7 separate regions of the Mus musculus genome follow, and all the other regions are linked to region 1. A link is a loop called in an ENCODE intact Hi-C map of the cell type or tissue named here. Cell type or tissue: heart. All regions are shown on one strand. Each heading gives the region's core, and the rest is flanking DNA. Links, peaks and the distances in the headings are about the cores only.

Region 1 (4,341 bases), core at 284-4,283:
ATGTCTTGGACAGCCTGGTGGTTGCATTCATGGTGTCAAAAACTGCTCTGCAGACTGGGGCTGGGGACAGAGGTATCAATGTCCATACCCAGCTATAGATCCTGTGTGCTCCAATCTCAATCTGCCATGCAAGGCCATGTCCACTGGTACCATAGTGCTAAGATAACTTGTGGGTACAGAAGGCTTTCTGGTTCAATCTGAGGCCAACTCCATATGGGGGATGGAGTGTATGTGTGTGAAATACATGGGTTATAGTGGAAACCTCAGGCCCTAGAAGAAAATTCACTTCTGACATTTGCTACATGTTCAAATAGCTTGGTCACATAGATAGCTTGGTGCTGCTTTCAGTCTATGTCAGAGAAACTTGTTAATGGGCAACAGTTAATTCAGAGATCCATAGCTAATTAAATACTGAAAAAAACTGTTCACTGTACAACCTATAAGGAAAAATCCATTTTAAAACATCTAATATTATTCTCAATGAAAATTTCCTGAATGCTTAATGAAATAGAATCTGGAAAAACCAATGTCACATTCTCTTTTTATTGTCACTTAAGGCCCACCTCACCCCTTGTTCAGTTCCTCTAACATACCTGGATTCTTTACTATAGTCTCCTCTCTCTTCACCATCCAGGGTTCTTAGTTGATTCACTGGTGAGCAGATCTGGCTGAGCAGTGGGGACCTGCATGTGGAGAAGAGAGTCTTCAGAAAGCACCTGGAACTTTTCATGCCACAAAAATGAAAGATGCTGACACCTCCCAAGAGGATAAACATGAAGGAAAGAGAAAATAACATGAAAAAATGTCTCTTTTCTCTGAGGATTTTACTCTGTTCTATGAGGTGTGAGACTCATTCACACACAGTTCACACATATGCCGAAGAGTCCTTTTCCCAGGAACCCCAAGGAAGACTCCAAGAAAACTACTGTGACTCACAGAATCCAAACTGATGCACTTTTCCAAAAGGAGGTCTCTGAAAAAAAGCCCTGACTGCAGGGTCTAGGTAAGAAGTCCATAGTCACAGAATTCAATATCAACAGACCATGAAATAATGAACAGTTTGGCCACATGTGCTTTTCTTGAACTAAGGAGACACGTTTCTGATGTAAGTGAGCAATCATAATTATTCAAAAAGGGCTTTCTAATTTTATTTAATTTAGAGTGAGTTTTCTATCTATAACAATAAGGTGGCTTGACATTGCCCTTCCACAGCATGCATGCTGGTCTGGCCTTGTTAGATATCAAAGGAGCTTAGGAAAAATGGCTAACTGAGGTGCCTATTAATATATCATAGTGGACATCTTTGGATAACTGTTTCCTTGGCACCTGTTTCCTCTCTTGGGAGCCTCCTATTCCCTAACTCCCCCTTTCAACCCCCCAAGTCACGGCCAGGTTAAGTTTGGACCCTTCCAGATACCTCTGTTCTCTCATACTGTGAAGCCCAAAATTAACATGTAAGCACTACCTACCCAAGAACCAAATAACTTCCTAAAATGCTGGGAGTTGTAGTTCTTGGAAAAGTAACAAACTCTCATGGGAATGTATGCAGGTTTGTCTTTATAAACTCCTGTAGCATGAGGCCAAAGTCCATAGCTTGGTCAGTATTTAATATTTAATAATACTTGCCCAAATGGTGGTACTGATTTGTCTCAGGCAAATCTCAGGATTAACATAACTTACAATAAATTTTCTCCTCAACCATACCTTAGAGCAGTCACGTCCTCAGTTTTCAGTTGTAACTCAACATATAAAGACACATTTCTGACTGCAGTATTTACATCACAGAGTGTGCACATCTAAGATGGAAACCAAAACCAAAACCAAAGCAAAACGGGGAGTAAAGCTTTGCCCAGTAATATTTAAAGTTCACAGCTCTAACTATGGTGCTTAGTCATGTATATTTTCTGACTCAATCAAATCTCAACTGGTTCTTCAGATGACTAATATCTGCAAAACTCTCCGAGGATGCCCATTCTCCGGGCCAATGGCCACTCTCTTGAATAGGAAATGGTGGAACAGGGGTGTTAAGAAAGCATGAGTGAATTTGAATTCGAGGAGCTTTGTAACTGCTGGAGCAAAGAGAGCTCTGCGTGCGAACTGCAGATTCTGCAAATGCTCTACGAGATTATTTTCGGAAAATATTCTGGCAACCATAAGATAAACGAAAACATCACGATAAACCCCCAGTTCATAGGATCTCAAACTTCCCGACAACGCTAAGATAACCATGGCAGAATTATGAAAGCGGCGTCCTTAAGAGCCGCGGAGGAAAACACACCCCTGCTTCTCCGCTCCCACCCTTTTCCCAGCCCCCCAGCCCCTCTGACCTGGGAGGTTCCCGCTGCCGGGCTGCTGACGCTTCCAAAATGCTCCCAGAGGCACCTGAGTCTTAAGGAAGTTTTCGGGTACCCTAATACACGGCCGGGTTCTTCCAACCCCACTTCCAGACCGTGCGGCTCCCTGAGTTCTTCAGGGAAAGGTGGAATTTCCTGTCACTCACGCTTGTTTTCTTAGAGAAGCTCCTCCTGTACCCGCCCAACATAGCCCACTTCCGGTTATGCGATTCCTTTAAACCCGCTTACTATAGGCCTGTTTTACTTTAATTTACTTTACTTCCCAGCTGGTTTTGTTTTGCCCCACCCCCACCCCCCTAAATCATCTGCTCAGACAGGGGTGTCCACCCATCAGGAACAGCTCCTCCCACTCAGTTTTGGGCAGCCTGCCACACAGCTCCAGCTGCCAGACCTGGACTTGCTCTTTGCTCTCATCATCCCCTATACTTGTTGCCAGGCTTGACCAGAATTGGATCAAATAGGATGATGCACCCAGTATCTGACCTCCAACATGGGTTCTGATCCCATCAGATATGTTATTCTAACTTCCCCTCCTTGGAATACCAGCACACACACACACACACACACACACACACACACAGAGGAGTAAATTCTGATGCTCACTCAGATCCTTTTCCCAAAACAAAATAAAACAAAAATTGAACGTTGTTGCCTCTAAACACTAATCATATCTGTATCCCCTAAGGAAAGGAGCTTAAATATCCAATATACAGAACTGAAAACCAGAGTCATGTTCAAGAAGGTCAAAGTTTGTAAAGTATGTTAATAAACTCAAAATAGGAACAAAATGGTTGTGGGCAACAAAACAATAGCAAATGCCTGAAGGAAGTAGTGACAATATAGAATATGCAAACTGAATTTAATAAGTAGTGCACACTGTAATTCCCCACTCCCTACAATTCTGGCCCATACTTCCAACTAATCTCCTTCTCTCTCTCTCTCTCTCTCACTCTCTCTCTCTCTCTCTTTCTCATATTCATTTCGATTCATTTTGTTTTGTGACCCATCATGATTAATCAGGATCATCTGTGAGACACTGGTTTTGGAACTATGTTTTGGAACCTGCTGGTCTCAGCAGATGAGACACAACTAAGCACAGTGATTTCCCCTTCTCCTAAAACTGACTTATTGCCACAGTCAGGGTGGGGTCCTGTGACCCTCTCCTCTTTGGAGACTGATTGTAGCTAGGGTTAGTCTTGAGTGAGGTCAGTGCAGGTAAATACAGGTGCTCTGAGTCACTGACTACAATAGTTGTATGGAATCTGGAGAATGACATGTTATGGCCATCTCATCTTTTCTCCTTACTTCTTTCTCCTTCCTCTTCCTTAATATTCCCAGAGCTATAGATGGCATGATGTAACTGACTTGTTTATGATTGTGCCCATATACATTGCTTATTTTCTGCATATTTGACAGCCTCATCTTTCTGCATTATCACTGAATTTTCATACGGAATTTTTGTCCTTTAAGGAAAGGAAGGAAGGAAGGAAAGAAGGAAGGAAGGAAGGAAGGAAGGAAGGAAGGAAGGAAGGAAGGAAGAGAGAAATAGCCCGTTTAGCATCCTCCCAGATATTTTTTTTAAACTACCAAAAGGACAATTTGTTTGTAGATGTTTTCCTGATTGTTCTCTATAATTCTCTGTGTACACCTATATGTGCCTGCATAGGCTGGGGAAAAGATACTCTAGAATTATCCTAGTCTCTTTACAGAGTCTAGCTAAGAAATAGACTTTTCATGATTATAATGAGGACCATATTTCTCTGGTGTGTTTTGAGGTTCAAACTCTGCTGTCATGATCATAACAGGTTAAAAGGCATCCTAGCTCTGCAAGTAGGTGGGAGCTCAGAAACACAAACCTAGAGCTAAAGGTCTGTCCTGAAGTCTCAGGGTTCTGAGCCCATGGGCACCTTTCAAATGACAGGGCTAACTGTTTCACACTGTGGTGAGTTTTATTGTTTCCCAGCTTATGTTTATGCAAAACAAACAA
Region 2 (4,341 bases), core at 29-4,028, 330 kb after region 1:
AAGAAAACGGAAAGATGCTCACACCTGTCAAAAGAATATACTTGAAGGAAGGAGAAAATATCATGAAAAATGCCTGTCGTTCTCTAAGGATTTCACTTTACTCTGTGAGATGTAAGACTAATCACACACATAGTGTAGTTTTCCCAGCACCTTGAGGAAGAACAAGGAAGACTGCAAGAAAACTATTCTCACCTAGAGAAACCAGACTGCTATACTTCTCCAACTGGAGATCTCTGTAAAAGCCCCGTGAGTAAGGTCTAGGCCTTCACATTCCTCCTGCACCAAGTCCACCTTCACAGCCTTGAAGATCAACAGATCCTTAAATAAAAAAGTAAAACAAACAGTGACAAAAAGCAGACAACAGTTTGGCCACATGTGCAAGGGCAGAGTGCTTTTTGTGAAACAAGGAGTCATTCATTACTCTGATTCCAGTGAGCGAATACAATTATTGAAACGATGCTTTCTAATTTTAGTTTTAATCTAAACTGAGTTTGCTGACTATAAAATCATGATTACACATTTCTGAATTGTGTATTTACACTCCAAATACTGTATTTATAGAGTGCTTACATCTCAAGACAGAAAATTAACAGGGAGTAAAATTTGCTTAGTAAACATTAATGTTTACAGCAGTAACTTTGGCATTTAATAAAGTACTGCTATGGGTAGCTGGCCAGAGATGACCACTCAAACAGTTTATAGCCCACTCAAAGTCTTTATTCCAGCCGGTTGAGACCACACCCAAGTGTTCAGGGACCTAAGTGTTTCTGTGAATGTCCAAAACATAGGGGTTTTAAGGGCAGGGACCTCATCCAGGCATCTTGCATAGCAGCTGCTGGGGCCATTCTGCAGAGTAAGTAGTTTGAAGCAAGCAGTTTTTAACAGTAGCTAAAATAGGAGGTTAGCCATCCTGATGGGAGGTTCCAGCACACCAGCAGCTAGGATCTAAGGTTGACTGGAAGAGGTTACTCAAAAACTTTAATCAATGGCTAAGTATGGTAGGTTAGCTAGGACATCCTGACCTAGAATAGAGTTGGGTCGTTTTTTTCATGGGATTCTCCATCAAGAAAATAATTTTTTAGTTAACCCTGGAAACGGTCTCAGCAGGAATACAACAAGATGGAGGAACCGCTACACTGTTTTGCTCTGTCACAGTGTATATTCTGATTCTATCAAATCTGCACTGGTTCTTCATGCGACTAGTATCTACAAAGCTTTCTGCTGTGCTTAGTCCCAGGGGCAAAGGACAATCTCTGAAATAGGCAAGTAGTAGAACACAGAAGTTAGAAAAAAGCATGCATGAATTTAAATTCCAGCAGCTTTGTAACTATTACAAAGCAATGAGAAGCCTGCTTGCAGACAACAGATGATGCAAATGCTCTAGCAGATTATTTTATGAAAATATTCTGGCCAGCATAAGATAAATGCAAAAATGACGATAAACCCCTGTTCATATGATTTCAATCTTCCCGACAATGGTAGGCTATCCATGGTTAAAAGATTATCTACTACAGAATTGTGAGAGCGGCTTCCTTTGAGCAGCCTCCACCCTTGCTCCCGCCCGTTTCCCAGCCCCGCGGCTCCTCTGACCTGGGCGTTCTATGGCTGCCGGGCTGAGGCTCAAGCTACAGCGCTGTTGACTAATGACTTTCTCAGGACTCCTCTCGCGGCACCTGTGGATGCCTGGAATTTTCACGCCCTCCTAGAGAAGCCCGTGTCCTCCACCCCGGATTCCGGACCTCGCAGCTTCCCCGGTCCCTCAGTGAATGGTGAATTTTTCTGTCACTCTGTGCAGGCTCCTTGGAGCACCGCCCTAGCTCCGCCCACCACACGCTGGTTCCGGTTACGTGAGGGTTTTTTTTTTTTTTTTTTTTTTTTTTGTAAGCCCACCCCTCCCAAGCTCTTCTCTTTCTTTCTTTCTTTCTTTCTTTCTTTCTTTCTTTCTTTCTTTCTTTCTTTCTTTCTTTCTTTCTTTCTTTCTTTCTTTCTTTCTTTCTTTCTTTCTTTCTTTCTTTCTTTCTTTCTTTCTTTCTTTCTTTCTTTCTTTCTTTCTTTCTTTCTTTTTTTCCAAGTCTATCCGATTGTTTTCGTTTTTAAAAACTTCCTCGCCTTCTGATCAGGCGAGTATCCCCGCTCCGCGGAGGCAGGTCCCTCCTAGTCAGTATTGGACAGCCTGTCACACAGCTCTAGCTGTCAGGCTGCGCTGCACACGCTCAGCACAGTCCCACCCACCCACCTACCAGGCTTGCTGACAGCTAGACCAGAACTGGATCTAGTCCGCTGCACCCAGGTCTGACCCAGACCGTGGCTTCTGAAGTCTTCAGATAGAAGTTATTCTGCCTAACTTTTCATCTTGAGATACTAGCCTTCTGGACTACAGCAAAAAGGAATCAGCCGACACCCTAAATTCTGACTTTTGTTCCGCTCCCAACATTATAGTAAACCTAAGGTTAAAATGCCCTTGACCTAAAACAGACAAACAAACAAACAAACAAACAAACAAAAAACCCAAAACAAAACAAAACAAAACAAAAAAAAACTATAGCTGTGTCCTTTAAGGAAAACACTGTAAGTGGTATCTTAAAGATACATAGCTCAAAAACCAAGAGTCAAATTCAAGGAGAACAAAGCAGGTTGAGCATGTAAATGAACTAAAAAAAGACAGGAACAAAATGATTTGTTGGGGGGAGGGGGCAGATAGCAAATGCTGATGGAAATGAGGACGACTTAAGATATGAAGATTGAATTCAATAAGTAGCTAGAAACATCGAAAAAGTCCAAACTGAAGTGAAGCAAGAAATCAAAACTGCAATGTCTAATAATAACTCAGAACAGGTAGGAGACAGAATATCAGGCTTGAAGACAAAGTACGGGAGCGGGATGTCTCAGTCAAAGGAAATGATGAATTAAAAGAAAATACACAAGTAGCACTGTTTAAAGGCAGAAGTGAAATTTAAACTGTGCATCCAACACTTATATGAAATAATTTAAATTTTAGACATTAACAACTCAATCTGGAGAGCTTTACTGGGAAGCTGGGTAATTATTTTCATAACTATGCAAATTGGAGTGACACTGAAAAGCCATCTGCATCCTTCTCTCACAGACCTTCACTATTACCAGCCAAACATCTAAAATTTTAACTTGGGGGAAGACATTTGAAGAACTCGGGATTTTGAAAGGAAATAGATGTCTCAGGAAGTTGATGGTCAGTTAGCCCAACTAACAAACTAGAACTGAATTCATATCATATTGCACACTACGGCTTTCTCCACATGATGGTGACTTTGCCGTTTTGCTAATTCTCAACAGGGGGAAGGAAGGAGGGAGGGAGGGAGGGAGGGAGGGAGAGAGACAGAGAGAGAGAGAGAGAGAGAGAGAGAGAGAGAGAGAGAGAATTGTTAGAAGAATGATCTAGGATTGAAATGAAGTTCAGAATGAGAGGGTGCACTAAGTGAAATATATCATGTGAAAGGGACATCACCATCATCGTCATCGTAGATATCACATCAATCTGTACTTTCATTTTGAGTCTTCATTTTCTATGCTATGTAACACTAGCTTCATAAAGAGTCTAGACATCTTGTTTCCCTTTTAACTGAAGGAATATTATAAGTAGCTTCAGAATCAGTTATTCTCTGGAGTTTTGACAGAATTCTTTGATGAATCAATCTGTTTCTTGGTGTTCCACTCCCCCCCCCCCAGAGGGTGTACATTTACTACTGCTTCACTGTTGATGTTGCTTAAATATCCACTTATTTATTTATCTCATGTTGGTATAATTTTGGTATGTGATTTGAGCCAGGATATCTGTTTATTTCCTTTAGAGTTTCCAATGTAGTTGCCTTGAGGCCTTTAATGTCATTAGGCACAATATATGCTTGTACAGTCATGTCTTCTTATTAGATTGTGCAGTTACTTTGGGTACTTCTCCAGTCATGTTAGCAAATATTCCACTATAAATAGCTTTGGAGACTAGGCAGACAAATCTTCTTTAAGATTCCTTTTCACCTCAGTTAGAATGAACCTCATTTGGATACATAACAAATTCTGACAAGAATGTTAGGAAAGGGACGCTATTATACACTGCTTCTGGGAACAGAAACTAGAGCAGCCACTTAGGAAAACAATCTAGATATTTCTTTAAAATCTAGAACTAAAACTAGCATATATACTACAGTGTTTAGCCATTTACCCACAGATTATCTCCTGATAGTTACCTGCAATTCTCTGAGTACACCCATGCCCCATCTACATAGGCTAAGGAAAATAGAATTCGCTATTACCTGTTTCTTTAGATATTCTAGCTAAAAATAAATAAATAAATAAAATTGTCATAAT
Region 3 (4,341 bases), core at 15-4,014, 130 kb before region 1:
TATTAAAATCCTGCTGGCATTATTTTAGGAAATGGAGAAATTAATCGTAAGAAAACTTAAAGGAACTACAAAACGCTCCAAAACTCTAAGAGCAGAAAAAAAACTAAGAAGCATCTTGTGTTTTGACTAAACAATATATTAAAATGATAACGAGGAAAACATTTAACATTGGTAAGAAGATATGGCCAGTGATGTGAATGGGACAGCATCCCTCACATACAAAAGCAAATTAAATTATCTTTGGCTCTGGGTATTAATTCTCACATAGAGAGTATTCTACTACATACAAAGGGAATATTATGATATTAGTCTCAGTGCAATTATCTAAAAACAATTGAAATGAAATAGGATCTGTCGAAACCAATTCCATGTCCTCTTTCCACTGTCAGTTGAGCCTGCCCACGCCCAAGGCTTCCTCATTCTCTCTAACATGCCTGGATCCTTTGCTACACCTTCTTCTCTTCACCACCCAGGGCTCTTGGTTCAGACTCACAGGTGAGCAGGCCTGCCTGAGGAGTGGGACACCTGCATATGGCAAAGAGTCTTCAGAAAGCACCCAGAAATTTCCATGCAACAAAAATATATGACGCCTCCAAACAGATAAACATGAGAGAGAGAGAGAGAAAATGTCACAACTAAAAATGTCTCCTTTCCTGTAAGGATTTGAATGTACTCTGTAAGATGTGAGACTCACTCACACAGAGCTCAGACACAAGCAGAGTCATTCTACCAGGAACCCCGTGGAGGAGCTGGGGAGACTGCAAGAAAACTATTGTCACCCACAGAAACCAGACTGCTGCACTTGTCCAAAGGGAGATCTCTGCAAAAAGCCCTGTCAGCAGGGTCCAGGCATTCCCAACTCCTCCTACGAGAAGTCCATGATCACAGCACTGTATGTTAACAGCCCCTGAAATTAAAAACAACTGTTTGGCCACATGCGCTTTTCTTCAACCAAGGAGCCAATTTGTGATACAGTGAGTGATTATTTGAAATATGCTTTCTAAAACTTTAATCTACTGTGGGTTTTCTAATTCTACAAATAGTTTGGTCTGATACACTCACATGGAGATACTGTGTTTGCCTAGACCTCAACATACAAAGACAGGTTTCTGAATGCTGTACTTACATCCTAAACTGAATACAACTCAGGTGAAAAATCCATGGGCACTAAAAAGTCTATCTCTAAATGATAACGTTTACAGCAATAACGGTTGTGCTCGATAAAGTGCATTTTCCACTTTAATAATATCTGCACTGTTTCTTCGAATACGTGTAACATACAAAGCTCTCAATGCGGATACCTATTAAACAGGGCCGAAGGCGTTCTCAATAAGCAGTTAGTAAAAGAACTGAGTTAGAAAGCACGGAACTTACATTCCTGGAGCTTTGTAATTGACACAATAGCAAACGCAGATAATGCAACTACTCTGCCAGATTTTAGAAAGAATGAAAAAGCCACGATAAACCCCAGTTCACAGGACCTGAAATTTCCGGACAACCACAAGATATCCCAAACACAGTTGTGAGGGCGCCGTCCTTAAGAGCAGATGAGGAAAACACACACGTTCTGCTCCCGTCTGGCAGCTCCTCTGACCTGGGAGGTTCCGGTGTCCCCGTGCTGCAGTTCCAGACGCCGCGCTGCTCACTGCTGCCTCTCCCAGGCCCACAGCCAGGAAACCCGGTCTGAGGAGAGTTTCCCGGGGTCCAGAGAGATCTAGGACACCGGTTCTCTCTGGGAAACCAGCCCACGGTTACGGTTACCGCGTAATGCATTCACGTAGGAAGTGAATTGAGAATTTTCCTGTCACTCCTGGCAGGAAATCTTCATCAATCTTTGGAGCAGCTCTCTTAGACCCGCCCACCACACCCCGGTTCCTGTGACGTACCTCCTCTGAAGACTATCAACACCTAGTTCTTTTTGTAGGATCCACCCAGCTTCTTTCTTTCATTGTCACTTTCCGGTGCTTTCCAGTGGCCTCCGCCTGCCGCTGCCTTTTCCCCACCCCTCCCCGCCCCGGGGATTCTGGCCCCTTCCACTCAGTCTCAGGGGTCCAACCACACTGCTCCAGCTGTCAGGCTGTCCTGGAAGGATGCTGCACCCTAATATCTGATAGTGAGTTCTAAACTTCTCAGGTAATAGATAGGCAGCCTCGCTTGTTGGCTTGGAATACAAGCCTCCTGGGCTAAAAAACGCACAGCAAAATATAACCAGCACCCTAAATTCCGTTTTCCTTTATTCCATTCCCAACACAAAATACTAAAATTAAATAAAAAAGCCTGGCTCCCTCCCAAAGACTCAAAATATACATGAAGTATAAGAAGGACTAATCATATGTAAATGTGGATTAAAAGATTTGGGATGGAGAATGATGAGAGGGGAGATGTGGAGCTCCGGGGACAAAGGTGACTATAGAAAGTGCAACCAGTAGAACAGGGAGTGGGAAAATATGGATAAAGTCAAACTCCAGCAGCATTGTCCTGGCCACAGCAGCAAAGAGAATAGAAAATGCAAATAGTTTTTCAAGAATATTTTTGTGTAGTCTATCAATCATAATATGAAAGAGAGCATCAGCATAAGTCCCAGTTCATGTAAGAGAAAATATAGTGATAGCACAGAAATTTTGATAGCCAGAAAAATAAAATGATATCATACATTTTACAACATATACAATTCTATACACAGGGGATTCAAGGTCAGGATCAGAATGGTAAAGAAAATGGGCATAGAGCTGCATGAATTTTCAAGGGAAAGGGCATTTGTGCCTGGCACATCACTTTATGACTCTTGTCTATAACATACAGGCTGGAATTTGGATAAAGAATGTGTTGAATGTATAAATTTCTTTGGGTAGGATGGACATTTTGACTATGTTAATCCTCCTGATCCATAAGCACGAGAGATTCCTTCAAGTTTAAATATCTTCTTCAATTTATTTCTTCAAAGACCGGAGGTTTTTATCATGAAAGTCTTTCAGTTGCTTGCATAGTGTTGTGCAAAATATTTAATCCCAACCTTAGTTTCTACCCAGCCTTTGATTATTCACTTCCTGGACAAAAGACACATAATCTTTATAGTAAGCTTTTATTGGCCCTAGAGCTGAGAACGTATCTACCTTGTATGCTATTATTATGTCATTTTGCAGCTATTAATCCTGTCATAGTTTCCTATTCTTCATCTGGGCTGCTTTTAACTCCAATTAGCCAGCCAACATGGCCATTATTCTAAGACTCTTAGCCCATATGGTTTCCTCAGCCTACATCTTCTTTCTCCCCACAGCCCTTCTTTATACCCCTCTCCCAAGCCTATCTCTCTTCTCCTAGTTATTGGCTGTAGGCATGTTGATTTGCTAGTTGTGGATAACTTGGTAGACAAGGTTACAGAGTTTTACTTGGTGTCTGCAGGTGCTCTGATCCCTAGGAGAAACTAGGCCTTGGGGCTACTATTTAGCATTAAAATATAAGCAAAAAGGAAAACCTCAAGAGCATACTGAAAAACCAACAGTTTTTAAAGCAATTGTGAAAAGTGTTATTTTGCTGATTTGAAATTCATCCCTTAGTGCTAAAGATGGCTATAATTAGTATATTTGTAGTATCTCCAAATAGATATGTTTCAGTTTGCACTAGTTTCCATTCCCATCAGGAATTAAAATAAGGATATACTTTGCCATTTCCTGAACTTTGTTTCTGGCATTATTACAGTCAGAATTACTTATTTAGACAAGTAAAACAACAAATGACAGTCATTCCTAGCTTGCATGCAGAATGATGAGTTTAAAATGATTCTTCTCCACTCATACTTGGCTATATTTTGTTATTTGTTTTGTTTTGTTATTATTATTTTTTATGTGTTTGGCTGTTTTAGCCTAATGTATTTCTGTTGAAAACGTGTCTGCTTCCTGTAGAGATCACATGGAACGTTAGATTATGACAGTAAAATGAAAAATGGTTGTGAGCTAGGATTTTGGTGCTAGTGTTCAAATCCAGGTATTCTAGAATTTCTGTAACTGCTCTTCCCCACTGCATCATCTCTCCAGCCACTAATTTGCTTTCTTCATGCTAGACACTCTAGCCAGCTAGTGTGCGATTGAAGATCTTTTGGGTTCTACTTTGTGAGTCCCTCAAGACCAGGAAATATGGACATATTTATGAACATTTTGGTGGGCTCTTGAAGTCTTTTAAGTTAGATTCACTGGGATATTATCCTAATTTATGTAGAAAACTGGTGATTCAAGTTTATGAATCCTGTATTCATCAATATTAAGAAGGCATTTTTCAATCACAAAGGATTCTGCTGGTGTTTCCTGGATATGTATGAAATCACACCATCATTGAAGAGAAGAG
Region 4 (4,341 bases), core at 12-4,011, 440 kb before region 1:
TGAGCTTTTCTTACTTTAAACAATTCATGTTGAAACAAGTGATAGTGACCTTTGAATGGAAGGCTCAGAAATGTAGAAAAATGTCTGTTCATAAGTAGCTGTGCATTTGAGGAAGTGTCAATTCCAGATTTTATAAAAGCCATGCATCGTGGATTTCATAGAAGAAACATATAAAACCCTGGTTTATTCATGCCTTCCCAGAATACCCTCTTAATCTCCATGAATTTGAAGCTGCAGTTCTGTTTTTTTGTTTTCAATTGAAGATATGGAAAGGATTATGTCACGGAACACATTCATTTGCAATAAACAATACTGCTGAAATTGAAAAACAGCATCTCTCACTGGTGCAAGAATATTTGATTTGTTGCTGATAGACTTGACAACATTTGTCAGCCTGTATGTTAAAGACAAGAGTGATAAAGTGATGTGTCAGGCACAAATGCTCGTTCATTTGAACATACATGCAAAAATACTCATAAAATACTTGCAGAGAGATTCCAAGATCACATCAAAAATATCACCAAACATGATCAAATAGGCTTTGAAGGGGTAGTTCAATGTACAAAAATCAACAAATATAAACCACTATACAATATTGCAAAAAGACATGATCATCTCATTCCATGCAAAAAAGGTCTTTGACAAAATTGAATATCCCTTCTCCATAAAAGTCCTGTAGAGATAAAAGATATGAGACACATCTAAACATAATGAAGGCAGGTTACAGTCTGCCTTAATCCTGGAACCAGGATTAAGTTAAATGAAGAGAAACTCAAAGCACTTCCACTAAAATCAGGAACAAGCCAAGAATATCCACACTTTCCATATCTATTTAATAAAATAATTGAAGTCTTAGCTAAAGCAGTTAAGACTACTGAGAGAGATACAAAAAGATACACAGTAGATTGAAAAGGAAGAAGTCAAATACCCTTATTTGCAAATGATATTATAGTATACTTGTGACCCAAGAATTTCCACCAGGCAACTCTATAACTCAAACACACTTTCCCCAAAGTAGCTGAATACAAAATTAAAGCTATTAAATCAATAGGTTTCCTATATACAAATGACAAAGGGACTAAGGGAAAAAATTAGGAAAGCAACACCTTTCACAATAGCCTCAAAAAAAAAAAAAAAAAAAAAAAAGAGTATGTTGGTGTTAACTTTAACCAAACCAGTATATGACCTGTATGATACAACTTCAAGTCTTTGAAGAAAGGAAATTGAAGAAGACAATTAGGAAGTAGAATGGCTATTCTACCAAAAGCAGTCTACATATTCAACACATTCTTTATCCAAATTCCAGCCTGTATCTTACAGACCAGAGTGATAAAGTGATGTGCTAGGCACAAATGTCCTTCCCCTTGAAAATCCATTCATTTCTATGTTCATTTTCCTTACCATCCTGATCCTGACCATGAATCCCCTGTGCTTGAAATTTTAAATAATGCAAACTCACCACATTTTATTTTTTCCTGGCTATCAAGATTCTGTTGTGCTATCATTATATTTTCACTTACACAAATTGGGTCTTATGCTGATGTTTTCATTCATATTATGGTTGCTATGCTATTTACAGAGAAATATTCGGGAAAAGTATTTGCATTACCTAGTCTCTTTGCTATTGTGGCCAGGACAATGCTCCTGGAGTTTAACTTTATTCATGCTTTCCAAGTGCCCTGTTCTACCACTTGCAGTTTCTACCAAGTGTCCTTTACCCCTGCAGCTCCCCCGTGAGCTTGCACAGCTCTCCTCTTATTATTATCTGTCCCATACGTTTTTATCCACATTTTCATATGATTAGTCTTTCTTGTATTTCACATGTTTTAAGACTGGCTTTGGGAAGAAGCCAGGCTTTTTTACTTACTTTTAGTATTTTGTGTAGGGAATGGAAGGAAAGAAATCAGAATTGTGGGTATTGGTTGCCATTTGCTGAGCGTTTTTAAAAGCTCAGAAGGCTTGTATCTTAACTTCTTAGTTAGGCTGCCCATCTTTTATCTGAGGGGTTCAGAACTCAATTGGGACTCAGATATTGGGGTGCAGCGTCCTTACTTATCCTGTTCTGGTGTGAAAGCATATCGGAGGCTGTGCAGAGCAGGTCTAGGGCAGCCTGGCTGCTGGAGCTTTGTAGCAGGCTGCTTGAGACTGAGTGGGAGGGGCCGGAACCTCCCTGGGGCGTGGGTACTTGTCGGGCGGGGAGGGGGCCAGCAAAAAGAAAAAACCAGAGGGTCTAGGAAAGTAATTACGGAAAAGAAAGCGCCTGGCTTGAAGTGTTTGGGGGGAACCACGTGACCGGAACCGGGGCCGTAGTGGGCGGGTCTAGGAGAGCAGCTCCAAAGATCAAGTCAGATAGGAAAATTCACCATTCCCTTAGGTACTTAAGTGAACAACTTGTTCTCTAACCGGGGGCTGGTTTTCCTGTCCTGGTTATTTCTGGACCTAGGGAAAACTCGGGCCTGGAAGAGTCAGCCGTCAGCTGTGCAGCGGCGGACACCGCAGCCCCGCGGCCCTGGAACCTCCCAGGTCAGAGGCGCTGCGGGGCTGGAAAACGGGCGGGAGCCGAGGTGGGGGTAAGGGGGGGGGGGGGGATGGTTTCCCTGGACGCTGCTCTCCCAATTCTGTTGTGGATATCTTACGGTTGTCAGGAAGTTTGAGATCCTGTGAACTGGGATTTATCGTGATTTTTTTCATTCATCGTACATTTACCAGAATATTCAGTCATAAAATTACCCATAAAATATCTGGTAGAGCAGTTGCATTATTATATGCTGTTAGTTATTGTAACAGTTCCTGGAATGTAAATTCATTCATGCTTTCTAACTGCCTCGTTTTACTAATTGCTTATTCAAGAGAACGCCTTTGGCTCTGGTTAATAGGTATCCTCCAAGAGCTTTGTATATAATTGTCATATGAGGAAACGGTACAGATTTTTTTTTGAACCAGGAAGTGTTGGAAGCCGACCGCGGCTCACATGAACCGGATTTCACCTGGAAGCCAAGCTGGGGCTGAAAAGAGAGGGGAACTAGGCGGTGGAGAGAAAAATGGAGCTAAGTCAAGATTCCTGATCAAAGCTCAAATGTTTAATGGCAAATGCGCTTATAAAGGGGGGGGGGGGTGTGGTGGGGGTGGGGGAGGCCCATTCCCGCCAGTTCATCCTTGGAGCCTGGAACCAGCTGCAGGAATAGTCTCCGTCCCAGCTGGTAGCAGCAGTGGCTGAACAATAGAGTGATCTAGGTAGGAAGGCTCTACCCAAGGTAATCTCCTTAGTGGCAGCAAGTTCAAGGTCTGGCTTAGCCTGCTTCAGGCTGGGGGGAGGTTACTAGAAAGTAGACCGTATGGAGCACTACAGTTATTGCAGTAAACATTAACATTTATTAAGCATACTTTTTATTGCCCATGAATTATTCATCTGAGATGTATGCAGTTTAGGATGTAAGTAAAGCATTGAGAAATGGGTCCGTTTACAGGAAGCCTACAGCCAATATCAAATTAAATGAAGAGAAATTCAAAGCAATTGCAATAAAATCAGGAACAAACTAGGCCATTCACTTTCTCCACGATGTCTATTCAATATGAAACTTGAATTCTTAGCTAGCACAAGAAGACCGCTGAAGGAAATAAAGAAAATAAACATTGGATTACAGAGGAAAAAGTAAAAATCTTATTTGTAAATGATATGACAGTATATATAGGTGACCCAAAAAATTCCACCAGGGAACTTCTACAACTGAGAGAAAACTTTCCCCAAAATAACTGAAGACCAAATTAATGCACAAAAATCAAAAGATTGTTGTTGTGAGACTTTTAAGGACTGCATCTGTTTTACGAGGGGTTAAATTGGTCTATTTGTTTATCTGATGTTGATTTCACTTTAGAATATGGAAGCTATTACTTAAATTATCCATTTCTTTTAGATTTTTATCAATTATGTGGAGTAGACATTTTAAATGTGCTTTATGATTCTCTGGTTTTCCTCTGGGTCTGTTGTTATGCCACATTTTTGTTTCTGATTTTGTTAATTTAGATCTTTTCTCTCACCCTTATAGTTAGTTTGGATAAGGGTTTGTTGATCTTGTTGATTTTGTCAAAGAACAAACTCTTTGTTTCATTGATTAGTTGTATTGTTTCTATATTTCTATATAATTGATTTCAGCCCTGAGTAAGATTATTTCTTGTTGTCTAGGTTTAGTTTCTTTCTTACTTCCATCTTAACCCATTTTTTAGTACAATAGAGTTGTTCACTTTCTATTTGTTTGTGAGCACTGTACAACTGAATTCTTTAAGACAGAGCCAAATAACACTGCTTATTTCTGCATCTTAGATAGCCACCAGCTTCTCCAT
Region 5 (4,341 bases), core at 308-4,307, 320 kb after region 1:
AGTCTGATAGTGAGAATGTCACTCAATGTGTTTGGCTTTAATGCCCTTCACTTATGAACAGCACAGGAGAGTTATGTGTGACTTAGGACACAATTAACACAGTCCTTAATATCCAAATCCTATTTAGTAATCATGAACTATTTAGAATGGGAACATGCCAATTCTATGTCACACCTCAGTAAGGAGGTTTTGAGATCCGGGGCTGGTCATTACATGACAGAATAAGAAAACTGTGGTGCTTGACGCAATTCACTTTCCTTCCATAGTAGGCTTCTCTGTAGATGGATCATAGCATTTTCCTGTAGTAGAAAATCTTGCACAATTAGGGAGGATCCTCTCAAAAATTTCTACCGTGTTCCTAACTACATCATCAGTATGATAAACATTCTGCTTCCACATTACAAAGGCCAAAGAATGTTCTCCAGCTCTGGGCTCCATGAACACAAACAACTTTATTTACCCTATGTAGGTATCATCCCTAACTCTTCCAATGCTGATATGAGGTGTCACCTGTCCTGTCACATATCCAGACTCCACCTTTAGTCTCACACTAGGAGTGACAATTCTGTGCTCTTTCCTGTATCTTGACTTCTTATACAATACCTCTTGTTTTCTCTCTCTTTCTCTTTTCCCTTTCTTTCTTTCTCTTTTCTTTTGTTTTGTTTTCTCTTTTCTTTTTCTTCTTTTTTTTTTTTAATGTATATGAGTGCCTCTGCCTGCACATAGGTCTGTGCACCTCTTATTGCAGTGCCTCCAACGACCAGAAGAGAGCACCTAATCCTCTGAAACCTGAGTTACAGGAGGGTATTAGTATCCATGCATGAAGGGAACAATCTGGAACCTGCAAGGGCAACAACTGCTCCTGATCGTAACTGATGAGCCTCCTCTCCCGCCCCTTGTTTACTGTTCCTTAGTTAGCTACTGTAGAGACTTAAATCAAGGAACAGTGGCACAGAATTCATGGAGCAATGAGGGCAATTTTGTTCTTAAGAGTGTCAGGGTGAGTACAAGTTCATAAAAGACAGTCGCATAGATGTAGCTGACAAAAACATGCTCAGAAGTTTTGGCAGGAAGAGGTGCTGGTTATAAAAGACATTTGTCTATAACTATGTGCCTGAGGCCTTATAAGCATAAGAACAAGCCAATCTGAAATAGTATATAGGAAGATATTTTTAAAAAGTTTGTATAGCAACTAATAGAGAATCAAAGATAATACAATAAGTTAACGGAATCAACTTGTTTCTGTGATGAGATTAGAGTACAGAGGAAGCATTTTTACCTAATACAAACTAAAAGAATGAATCCTTAAGTACTAGGACTAGAGGTGAAAGGGGACATTGTAGTGTATGGCAATGATGTCAGTGTTGCCTTTTGTTTTAACTGTGGGAAGTCATATACACAAACAAATAAAAATCGAAGAAGAAAAGGATGAATTCCGAGAAACAAGTGAACAAATCACACTTCTGTGTAATAAAAATAGACCAGAAATTAACAAAGTGCTGAGACTGAGGCAAGAAGAGCTTCCTCTAAGGTCTCTGAGGACTGGAGAGATTCAGTATGGAACTCTCCTTTCCTTTAGGTAAACCTTACACTAATGACAAAAGGAGAATATTCCAGAAAACGCAATCAATGTTAAGACACCAAATATGTACACTCAGGGAGAGAAATAAGACCATGTCAATAGACTCCTGAAAGGTCTGTGGCAAAATATCACATTTGCCAGAATAAAAGCTCTGAAGAATATGAAAAGGAACACACAGTAATAAAGACATAATAAAGACAATGAGCCACAGCTAAACCTTATGCTACAAAAGAAGGACAACTGGGATCATTTCACTATAATCAGGACAGAGAAGTGTCTACTTCCTCCACACTAACTCAACACAGTACATCAATGAGTAAGCTGTTCAAGAGGAAAGTAAACCTCCTATAAAGGAAGTAGAACTCTGAAATCCAAAACTTTAAATAGTCATGAGAGAGCTCAGATCTGATCATCCTAATAAGCTGTATAATCCACATACAACAGCACTTGTTATTTTGTTTGTTTTCTTATTTCATTTTTATCATAACAACAAGAAGATACTGAGAAGGCAGCAGACCACTCACAGTATCTAAAAGTATCTTAGACTCCCTAGTGTTAAAAGCTGCTATAAAAGCTGGGTCAGGGACCATATTATCAACGGCAATACCCAGATTTGTATCCTACTTGCTAAAATCCTAACCTTCCAGGCAAAGCATGCCCTCTGGTGTCATACTGGCAAGAAGCTTTTATGGGTAAGAAAACACTTTTTGGTTTGACTACAGGCCTGTTCTGCAGAAGGAAATAGATGGATGTTTCTGGGAAGCTGGCCAAAAGCCAATGATGAGAAAGGTCACAGGTCCTGGGAAGGAATCCACAACTGACATTTTCCTGCATGTGCAAATATTTAAACTTCTTTTAAATGACTCAGTTCATACTCATAGCCTGGTGGTTCTTCACCATGTGTCAAAGAAACGTTGTTTTGAAAGAGCAACAGTTATTTCGTAGGCTCATAACTGATCAAATACTGAGAACAATTGGCTGCTGACTGTACAGTCTATTATGGGAATAGCTTCCTACATATAAACCACAGGGAATAAGACCAAAGTACAGGCAAAAAAGATTGTAAGAACCGGAAGATAAGGAAGAAATGTATAAAACCCTCTTGTGTCATGACATGGCAGTTTAAATTATGAATACATGGCCTGGATACCTGGCCTAAGCACACCCAAAAATTCATGAAATATGAGGGTGGCTAATGGGAAGACATATGGCTAACTCGGGAAGGGAGAGTGTTGGGAGTGCTGGGGATAATTGTGAGTGATTAAACCTCTGCAGTGATTAAATATAAATATTTATTAATTATAAAGATTAATCCAAACTTAAACTTTAAGAACTTAAGGGAGATATCAATGACTAGTTAAAGGCGGACCTTTTAAAATCATTGATATAACCATCTAATTAGAAGTTTTACACTCCCTGTTAATTAACTAAAACTGAACAGGAAAAAAAAATTAAAAGAAAATCTGAAGAAAGCAAAGGAAAAAACTAAGCAGAAAAGACCTCTAAAATGAAATCTGAATTCACTGAAGGAATTAGGAATTGAAGGAATTGAGGAATTGTCACAAGATGAGAAAACCTTGCATGGACATGGAATGGGACATATTATTATGAAAATAACAGTGTTAAAAGATTTATATGACTAACTCAAAATCCATAGCAATGTCCCCATGAATTACTTCATATATATATATACAGAGAGAGAGAGAGAGAGAGAGGCTTCTATAAATTTACACAGAAGCACAAAGACCTTAAGAGTACAGAGCAACCCCAGACACAGAGCAAAGCTTGATTTATACAGCTGTGATTTCAAATGATCCTGTAATCCTACAGGTGCAAAGGCACCATGGGAGTCACAGAAGAGGATCCACCATATCCAGCAGGTGACTTTCACCAAAACAACAAAATGATACTCTATAGACAGTCTCATCAACCAAAGATAAACAGAAAAGTATCTACTTTTAAAAGAAAGAAACTGAGTCCTGTTCAATGAATTGTGAAATGTGCAGAGTAACACAATGGAAAACAAGTCCATATATGGACATAGGGACCTAGTTTCTGAATAGAACTACAAATTAATAGGACACAAGAGCAAAAAGCAACAAACAGGACTGCATACAATTAAAAACTTGCATTGAAATGGTATGAAGAAAGAGCCTACAGAATGGATTAATTTATTAGCAAACTTTCTTAGTACAATATACAAATACAGAATTTATGAAGAATTTTTCAAAAGCAAATAAATAATATTATAATCAATAAATAAGGATGAAAATTAGAGCAAGTTAAAAAGCAATTAAAACAGCTTAAATGTACATAGCACATACTCCACAGATTTAGCCAAGAAGAAAATGACCATCTAATATACACTCGGGTCTCTTCTCTGTCTAATCTACCCTTAAGGTTCTAACCAATAACAAAAGCTGGAGACAATGCAGGAAAAAGGACACAGAGATACAATGTCAGTGGGAATCTAAGTCACTGCAGCCACCAGGCAAGTCAGTGGACAGCTTCTTGAACAACCAAACATGGAAAAAGAGAAAACCTAGACAAGATACTACTCACATTTATAAAGGAAATACTGCAAAATATCAACAACAAAGAAAGGAGCAGAGGAAGAGGAAAAGAGACATAAGAAATAGAGAAAAATTAACAAAATGGTTTGTTTATATTTAGTTTCAGTGATTTCTTGAAATGCACGTGGATACTGATCCCCAAACCAAATATGAAAATAGAATATTGCTTCAAAAAAACAAAACAAA
Region 6 (4,341 bases), core at 84-4,083, 690 kb after region 1:
GTAGGCGCTCCGGCTAAAGCTCTTGCCACATTCGGAACAGGAGAAGGGCTTCTCGCCCGTGTGCACGCCCTGGTGGCGCACTAGGTCAGAAGAGCTGCGGAAGCTCTTGTCGCATTCAGGGCACTTGTGTGGCTTCTCCCCGGTGTGTGTGCGCTGGTGCCTGGCGAGGTCTGAACCCCAGCGGAAGCGCTTCCCGCACTGCGCGCAGCTGTGGGGCTTCTCCGCCAATAAGTTCTGAAACTGGCGCCTGTGAGTGGGCGGCCGCCCCCGACGCGCTCCCACCAGCGGGTCCAGGGCTGTCCTCATTGGGTTCTCGCTCTCCCAGACCTCGGTCTCAGCCTCCTCGGGATTCCAGGACATAGGCACTTCAGTCTGTCCCAACAATGCTGTCGCTGCCTCCTCTGCAGGGGGCTTTTGGCTTTTGGGTCTCAAACCTGCAAGAAGGGGTGAAGCCTCTGTTTAGTCCTCCTTGATTCTGGTTCGGGAAGAGATCTGAAGAAATGTGACGTAGGGACATCTCCCTGGCTTTGAGGTTCAGGCTGCTGTGGCTCACAAAAAGTCTAGGTCTTCACATTTACAAAATTATTGGATGATAGGCAAGCAAGATGGCCTCAGTGGGTAAAGTCACTTGCCAACAAGCCTAATGACCAAGCCTGAGCCCACCCCCAACCTCCATGGTAGAACCAAGCCTAGAAAACCATCCTTTCGACCTCCACACATGTCCTTCTCTGCATTGTACACAAAGGAAAATATTAAAATGCAATTTTATTTCAAAAGTGCTCTTAATGGGAAGATGATGGAAGGCAGCAAACGAGCAGTTTTGAGGGAGCCTCGAGGTCACCAGGGGTCACCAGTGAGCTGATCCTCCTGCAGAGGTATGTGCAGGAGGATCAGCTCACTGCCTGTTCTCAGACCCTCTCTCTGCCTGTTCTCTCCCTGTGGCCAGTACCCACTCTCCACAGTTAAAGCCAACAGCACGCTCCCAGTCCACTAAGCACAGCTGGCTTGACTCTGTACACAGAAGGCATCAGACTGTGTAGCTACTGTAGTCCCCTCGCAGACGACTCACAGCAGCCTTGAGCGGGGAGGAACCCCAAAGCACTCAGACTGCTGCCAGTTAAGTAAGATGAGACCAGGGGATACTGGGAAAGGGCCTGACTTGGTGAGGCTTCACATAGTGGGGTACAACAAGGGCTCTTGTTTTTTAGCATTTCTGTGGCTGACATGATCCATCGATCTCACTGAATGCCAGAGTTTATCTGGGGGCAAATATGCCAGCCTGAGATTTGACTGAGAAAATGCCCGTGCAAGCCCTCAGCACGGAGCTGGCCCAGAGCTGGCACATGGAGGGCATGGACCAACTGGTCACACAACTGAGACAGAAACTTCAACATCACAACATCACAGGAGGGCTGAGGAGACTTGGGAAGGGCTAGCTTTAGAACCTGACCAGGGAAGCAAAGCCAGATTGCAGCTGAGCGAGGGGCCCGATGGACCTGCTTACCAAGGGCAGCATCCCTCGAGTTCTTTCTCTTGATGTTCCAGAAGAGGTTCCTCTGAGCAGGGTCCAGGGAGCTCCATTCTTCTCGGGAACAATAGAAAGGGATGTCTCCCAATGACCCAGATTTTTGGAATGGGGAGATACGACCCAGCTCGGGTCTCCCAGGCAGCTGTGTGGGAGTGAGGACAGGAGGGGTCAAATTATACAGTCAACAGCACCAAGCCCTCTGGGAGAATAAAGGACTGTTAACTCACATCAACTGCAGAGTCAAAGCAGCCATCCAACACCTCTCCTGTCTGTCGCTCTTTAAGAACAGGGAGCTGGGCTGAAGGAAAAGAACAGAGCTTCATACAGGCTAAAGTCAAGGGCTGAGACGGATGGCTTCATCTACACTTGCAGGTGCACACACACCCCCACACCCACACCCCCCACCCACTCCCACCCACACCCACCCCCACTCCCCCCACCCCACCCCCACCCCGGTCAGATGCAGTCGCGCGGGTACTTGTGTGACTGAGCTTCTGCTGCCTGTCACTCTGGGGCAATTCTAGAGGAGGAATAGCGCCCCTGTGTGGCCACACTGCTGACTGAAGAGTCACACTCACCATGGCTGCGCTGCCCTTGGAGTGCAGGGAGTTGCTTCTGGACCCCTGTCTTCTGGGGAGACCCTGTGGCTTGGAGTCCCTGGACTGCTGCCTTCGGCTCCGCCTCTGAGAGCTCATCCTGCGCAGAAACCATAACGCGCCCATTAGCAGAGACCAGCCTGGAGGTCAGGGATGACACAACTTAATCCTGGGAAGGAGTTCTGGGACACAGCCCTTAGGAGCCTAAGGGTTGGGGAGGGGTAGGGACCAAATGGAAGCCCAGAAAGTCCAGAAAAGAATGAGATACCAGGCAGTGTTTTGTACCCAAGGACACTTCATGATCAAGAGACGAGAACCAGGGCTAGAGAGATGGCTTAGCCGTTAAGAGCACTGACCTCTGCTCTTCCAGAGGTCCTGAGTTCAATCACCAGCAACCACATGGTGGCTCACAACCATCTGTAATGGGATCTGATGCCCTCTTGTGGTGTGTCTGAAGACAGCTACAGTGTATTCATCATATAATAAATAAATACATACATACATAAAATCTTTAAAAAATAAAAAAAAAGAAAAGAAACAAGAACCAGTCACTAAAAGGCCAGAATTATAGCTCCTTAGCAAGGGAGAAATGGAGCAGGGGTGGTCCTCCTGCCATGGGAGAATCCCACAGCCTAGCTGCACTGGTACACCATCTGCATATCTGCCAGTGTCTGGAACACAAGACAGCAGGCTACCCTTAGACAGTTCTGTTTCCTTATACCCCTCTGGAGCTCTGATGTGTAATACTGTATCCCTATAGATTAACCACAGTAGTTGTGTAGAGCTAAAACCTTTCTGGACTCACTTGGGAGGCAGAGGCAGATGGATCTCTGTGAGTCAGCCTGGTTTACGGAGCAAGCTCCAGGACAGCCAGGGGCTACACAGAGAAAACCTGTCTCAAAACCAACAAACATACAACGACAGCAAAAGCCACATTTCTGGACCATAACGACTTTAAATCCAATAAAGTCATGAGAAGCATGGCTTTACCTGACTCTTTACTGAAGACTACATTGGGAATTTTGTTTGTGCTTCTCTAGACTTGGTGGCTTTCCCCTGCCCTCTGGGCCCTGTGGAGACTCATCTCCATGAAGATGGTCTCTATTCTTCAGGCTCCAAACGTGGAAGGGCTCCCTCCCTCACCTGTGGCCAGGCTTTCAACGACTGATTCTGTATGTCTTCCACCAAAGCGACAGCTTCCTCACCGCTCCCAAGGTGCTGTCTCTGAAGCTGGGCTTGGATCTCCCCTGGTAGCACAGCCAGGAACTGCTCCAGCACCAGCAATTCCAGGATCTGCTCCTTGCTGTGCAGCTCAGGCCGCAGCCAGCGGCAACAGAGCTCCCACAGCTGGCTGAAGGCTTCGTGTGGTCCACCCGCATCCCTGAAGCAGAACTGTCGGAACCGCTGGCGGCAGGCTTCGGAATCCCGGCTGTCCACCGGCTGGACAGGCTCCTGTTCCCAGGAGCAGTCTTCCACCTTCACAATCATGAGTCCTTCCTCCTCCCCGGGAGCAGGGTCTTGGAGCTCCTGGAGGGATGCCATGCCCCTGGCCTAAGGCTCAGGGCTGGTCAGCCTTAGCTTGAGGCTCCAGAGCTGAGCCTTTCAGTGTCCTAGAGGGATTCTCTGTGACGAGTGGGTTGGCATCAGGACACACTTGCCTATGGAAATAGTAAAAGAACAGTATTTGAAGGAGATCGGAATACACCAATCTGCAGGAAAGTTGGGGGACTCTGGCACCCACTCTGTGCCTCTGAAGCCTCTTTATGCTTTACTGCAACTGTGTGCTCTTTGTAACTGTGTATTGGTAATACCGACCCACAATCCTTCATCACCACATCTGACATCCCAAATCTGGGCTTTTCATGGCCCATTTGACAGCAAAACCTAATGTCCCTCATTTGGAAGCAGTACTCCATCTGTTAATATGAGCTTGTTTTTACCTTCATGTATAGTAACTTTCCATGCAAAAATAAGCATGTCTGTGCAGTCTGTAAAGATTCCTTGAGCTAGCTGCATGTGTAGCTCAGTTGTTAGACTGCTTGCCTAGCTTAAATGATCCCCACCACTACCTGGAACTGGGTGAGATGGTACATATTTGTAATCCCAGCACTCAGATGTTCAAAGAAGGATTAGAAATTCAGGGTCATCTTCAGCTACATGGAAAGTCTGAAGCTAGCGGGCTGCAGAGATAGCTCAGAGGTTAAGAGCACTTACTGC
Region 7 (4,341 bases), core at 297-4,296, 49 kb before region 1:
GAGCATTATATTAGGAAATGGAGAAATTAAGCACGACTGATAGAGAACACAAAGGAAATGCAAACTGCTCTAAAAGTCTAAGAGCAGGAAAAACTAGGAGGCATCAATTGTTCTGACAAAACAGTATATTAAAAATATAATAATGAAAATATTTAATATTGGTAAGAAGATGTGATCAGTGGATGTGAGTGGGAGGTAGACAGCATCCCTCACATACAAAACCAAATTAAATTACATTTGCCTCTGTGTATTAATTCTCACAAAGAGAGTCTTCTAATACCTATCAAGGGAACATTCTGACATTATTCTCGTACAATTATCTAGAAACATTTGGAATGAAATAGAATCTGGCCAAACCAATTTCATGTCCTCTTTCTTTCTACTGTGAATTGAGCCCCTCAACATTCCTTCCTTAATTCCTCTACCATACCTGGATCCTTTGCTACAGCTTCTTCTCTTCACCATCCAGGGCTCTTGGTTCAGACTCACAGGTGAGCAGAACTGGCTGAGGAGTGGGACACCTGTGTATGGGAAAGAGATTCTTCAAAAAGCACCCAGAACTTTTCATAGAAGGAAAATACATGACACTTCCAAAGATAAATATAAAGGAAAGAGAAAATATCACAACTAAAAATGTCTCCTTTCCTGTAAGGATTTGAATGTACTCTGTAAGATGTGAGGCTCACTCACACACAGCTCAGACACAAGCAGAGTCATTCTATCAGGAATCCTGGGGAGGAGCTGGGGAGACTGCAAGAAAACCATTGTCACCCACAGAAACCAGACTGCTGCACTTGTCCAAAGGGAGATCTCTGCAAAAAGCCCTGTCAGCAGGGTCTAGGCATTCCCACTCCTCCTACGAGAAGTGTACAGTCACAGCACTAAATGTTAACAAACCATGAAATTAAAAAACCAACCAACCAAACAAACAAACAAAAAACCCAAACAATTGTTTGGCCACATATGTTAGGGCAGAATGCTTTTCTTCAACCAAGGAGACAAATTTCCTATAAAGGTGAAATATCATAATTATTCAAAAGATGCTTTCTAACACTTTATTTTAATCTATAGAGGGTTTTCTACTTAAATGGTGTGGTCTGATATACTCACATAGCAATACTGGGCTTGCCTGGAACTAAGGTATAACATTAAAAACTCACCATATGAAGATGCATTTCTAAAGGCTTTACTTACATCTAAACTGCATACAACCCAGATGAAAAAAATCATGGCCACTAAAAAAAATTCTGCCTATGAATGTTAATGTTTACAGCAATAACAGTTTTGCTCACTGAAGTAAATTTTCTGGTTCAATAAAAACTGCACTATTTCCTCATATAATTATTGTACACAAAGTTATCTATGTGGATACCTGTTAACAGGAGCCAAAGGCATTCTCTTGAATAACCAGTTAGTAAAAGAAAGGAGTAAGAAAGCATGAATGAATTTATTGTCTTGGAGCTTTATAACTGACACGAAAACAAACAGCAGATCTAAATTACCAGATTTTTAACGTGTTACTTTATGACTGATTATTCCGGTAAGTGTAAGATAAATAAAAAGAACACTATAAACTGCAGTTCATAAGATCTCAAACTGCCCCACAACTGTAAGATATCCACAATAGAATCACTGAGAGCTGCTTCCTTAAGCAGCTGCACACACCCCTCTCCGCTCCTGCCCCGCAGCTCCTCTGACCTGGGAAGTTCCAGGGACGCCGGGCTGCGGTGCCCACCGCTGGGCTGCTCACTGCCGACTCTCCCAGGCCCACAGCTAGGAAACCCGGTCTGAGGAGAGTTTCCCGGGGTCCAGAGAGATCTAGGACACGGGTTCTCTCTGGGAAACCAGCCCACGGTTACGGTTACCGCGTAATGCATTCACGTAGGAAGTGAATTGAGGATTTTCCTGTCACTCCTGGCAGGAAATCTTTGTCAGTCTTTGGAGCAGCTCTCTTAGACCCGCCCACCATACCCGGGTTCCGGTGACGTAACTCCTTTGAAGACTATCAGCACTTAATTGTTTTTGTAGAGTCCACCCAGATTCTTTCTTTTCGCTGTCACTTTCCCGGTCGTTCCAGTAACACCCCCCCCCCCCACCCGGACTCCCCTACCCCTGCCTCGGGGATTCTGGTTCCTTCCACTTCGTCTCAGGCTTCCAGCCACGCTGCTTCAGCTGTCAGGTTGTCCTGGAAGGATGCTGCACCCTAATATCTGATAGTTCTAAACCTCTCAGATAATAGATAGGCAGCCTCACTTTTTAGCTTGAAATACAAGCTTCCTGGGCTAAAAACCGCACAGCAAAATATAACCAACACCCTAAATTCCGTTTTCCTTTCTTCCATTCCCAACACAAAATACTAAAAATAAATTTAAAAAAGCCTGGCTCCCTCCGAAAACCTGACTCAAAATATACATGAAGTATGAGAAGGACTAATCATAAGTAAATGTGGATTAAAAGATTTGGGACAGAGAATGATGAGAGGGGAGATGTGGAGCTCCGGGACAAAGGTGACTATAGAAAGTGCAACGAGTAGAACAGGGCAGTGGGGAAAGCATGGATAAAGTCAAACTCAGCAGCATTGTCCTGGCCACCATAGCAAAGAGAATAGATAATGTTAGATAGAATAGATAATAGTTTTTCAAGAATATTTTTGTGTAAATAGTCTATCAATCATAATATGGAAGAGAGCACCAGCATAAGTCCCAATTCATGTAAGAGAAAATACAATGATAGCACAGAAATTTTGATAGCCAGAAAAATAAGATTATGCCATGAGTTTACAACATATAAAGTTCTACGCACAGGGGATTCACAGTCAGGATCAGGATGGTAAAGAAAATGGGCATAGAGCTGCATGAATTTTCAAGGGAAAGGGCATTTGTGCCTGGCACATCACTTTATCCCTCTTGCCTATAACATACAGGCTGGAATTTGGATAAAGAATGTGTTGAATGTATAAATTTCTTTGGGTAGGATGGACATTTTTACTGTGTTAATCCTCCTGATTCATGAGCACGGAAGATCCCTTCAAGTTTAAATATCTTCTTCAATTTATTTCTTCAAAGACTGGGGGTTTTATCATGAAAGTCTTTCAGTTGCTTGCATAGTGTTGTGCAAAATATTTAATCCCAACCTTAGTTTCTACCCAGCCTTTGATTATTCACTTTCTGGATAAACTTCCTGGATAAAAGAACTCATAATCTTTATAATAAGCATTATCAGCACCAGAGCTGGGAAGTTATCTATTCTCTATGATATTATTAAGTCTATTTCACAGATATTAATCTTGTTATATTTTCCCATGTTTTATCTGGGCTGCTTTTAACTCCAATTAGCCAGCCAACGTGGCCATTATTCTAAGACTCTTAGTCCATATGTTTTCCTCAGTCTCCACAGCTATTCTTTGTTTCCCTCTCCCAAGCTTATCTCTCTTCTGCCAGCTATTGGCTGTAAGCATGTTGATTGGCCAATTTGGGATATCTTGGGAAGCAAGGTTAAAGAGCTTCACTTGGGTGCCTGCAGGTGCTCTGATCCCTAGAAGCAACTAGGCCTTGGGGCCACTATTTAGCATTAAAATAAAAACAAAAAAGGAAACCTCAAGAGCATACAGATAATACCAATATATTTTTGAGGCAATTGTGAAAAGTGTTGTTTTCCTGATTTTTTTCCCCCTTCATCCTTCTGTATATAGAAAAATCTCATTGTGCATTAATTTGTTATTTAGCTACTTTGGGGAAAGTGTTTAAGAGATATTGAAGTTCCCTGGTGGAAAATTTTGGATCACTTATGTATACTATCTAATCAATTACAAATTAGGATATTGACTTCTTCTTTCCAATCCAATATGTATCTTCTTGATCTCCTACGGTTATCTTACAACTTTAACCAAGACTTCAATTATTTTATTAAATAGGTATGGAGAGAGTGGATACCATCAGCTTGTTCCTGATTTTAGTGGAATTGCTTTGAGTTTCTCAACATTGAATTTGATCTTGATTCTAGGCCTGCTGCAAGATGCCTGTATTATGTTTATGTATTTACCTCATATCTTTTATCTGTATAGGACTTTTATAGGGAAGGAATGTTCAGTATTGTCGAAGGCCTATTCAGCATGTAATGAGATGATCATGCCTTGTTTTCAGTTTATTGTGTGGTAGATTGTATTTATTGATTTTTGTATCTTGAATGATCCTTTCATCTCTGAGCCAAAGCCTACTTGATCATGTTTGCTGATCTTTTCCATGTGTTCTTGGATTCTCTTTGCAAATATTTTATGAGTATTTTCCATGTATACTCATAAGGACATTTGATCTATAATACTCTTTTTTGTATGTTTTTATG

Evidence for each region. Hi-C counts contacts between places; a loop is a spot of excess contacts. Peaks named below come from ENCODE experiments on the same cell type or tissue, not always from the same donor. Only the 100,000 strongest peaks of a DNase experiment are listed, where the experiment ranks them.
Region 2: it touches region 1 in a loop (4-fold over the local background); 13 of 42 quality-filtered maps call a loop at or near these places.
Region 3: a loop joins it to region 1, with 4 times the contacts of the local background. A loop is called at or near these places in 6 of 42 quality-filtered maps.
Region 4: a loop joins it to region 1, with 2.7 times the contacts of the local background. A loop is called at or near these places in 3 of 42 quality-filtered maps.
Region 5: it touches region 1 in a loop (5-fold over the local background); 13 of 42 quality-filtered maps call a loop at or near these places.
Region 6: it touches region 1 in a loop (4-fold over the local background); 10 of 42 quality-filtered maps call a loop at or near these places.
Region 7: a loop joins it to region 1, with 4 times the contacts of the local background. A loop is called at or near these places in 9 of 42 quality-filtered maps.

Annotation. Positions count from the first base shown.
Region 1 is chr17:22,864,654-22,868,994 of GRCm38, forward strand. Zfp945 (zinc finger protein 945) reads right to left here and starts at 2,481. Exons shown (of 5, transcript NM_001110254.1): 1 at 2,328-2,481; 2 at 594-683. The coding sequence starts at 630. In heart, for the core only: no CTCF peak of the experiment used is centred there; DNase peaks (open chromatin) are centred at 2,468 and 2,588; H3K4me3 peaks cover 1,807 bases; H3K27ac peaks cover 1,307 bases.
Region 2 is chr17:23,191,485-23,195,825 of GRCm38, forward strand. Zfp40 (zinc finger protein 40) reads right to left here and starts at 1,744. Exons shown (of 6, transcript NM_009555.2): 1 at 1,591-1,744; 2 at 193-318. In heart, for the core only: a CTCF peak has its summit at 2,165; DNase peaks (open chromatin) are centred at 1,767 and 2,207; H3K4me3 peaks cover 2,230 bases; H3K27ac peaks cover 1,504 bases.
Region 3 is chr17:22,738,069-22,742,409 of GRCm38, forward strand. It overlaps Gm5493 (a long non-coding RNA gene), which reads left to right and starts at 1,872. Exons shown (of 5, transcript XR_003952380.1): 1 at 1,872-2,113. In heart, for the core only: a CTCF peak has its summit at 1,654; a DNase peak (open chromatin) is centred at 1,653; H3K4me3 peaks cover 1,620 bases; H3K27ac peaks cover 1,277 bases.
Region 4 is chr17:22,421,907-22,426,247 of GRCm38, forward strand. Zfp946 (zinc finger protein 946) reads left to right here and starts at 2,296. Exons shown (of 7, transcript NM_198003.3): 1 at 2,296-2,523. In heart, for the core only: no CTCF peak of the experiment used is centred there; a DNase peak (open chromatin) is centred at 2,265; H3K4me3 peaks cover 2,090 bases; H3K27ac peaks cover 1,777 bases.
Region 5 is chr17:23,185,473-23,189,813 of GRCm38, forward strand. The region is part of intron 3 of Zfp40 (zinc finger protein 40); the gene reads right to left. Among named protein-coding and RNA genes, the nearest start is that of Zfp40, 5.6 kb to the right of the region's middle. In heart, for the core only: no CTCF peak of the experiment used is centred there; no DNase peak of the experiment used is centred there.
Region 6 is chr17:23,557,879-23,562,219 of GRCm38, forward strand. Zfp213 (zinc finger protein 213) reads right to left here. Exons shown (of 6, transcript NM_001033496.3): 2 at 3,268-3,782; 3 at 2,107-2,224; 4 at 1,756-1,826; 5 at 1,505-1,670; 6 at 1-434. The coding sequence starts at 3,666. All of the region lies in intron 1 of 6330415G19Rik (RIKEN cDNA 6330415G19 gene), which reads left to right. Among named protein-coding and RNA genes, the nearest start is that of Zfp213, 4.2 kb to the right of the region's middle. In heart, for the core only: a CTCF peak has its summit at 2,089; a DNase peak (open chromatin) is centred at 2,093.
Region 7 is chr17:22,815,863-22,820,203 of GRCm38, forward strand. It overlaps the pseudogene Gm16386. Among named protein-coding and RNA genes, the nearest start is that of Zfp945, 49 kb to the right of the region's middle. In heart, for the core only: no CTCF peak of the experiment used is centred there; a DNase peak (open chromatin) is centred at 1,949; H3K4me3 peaks cover 1,394 bases; H3K27ac peaks cover 1,034 bases.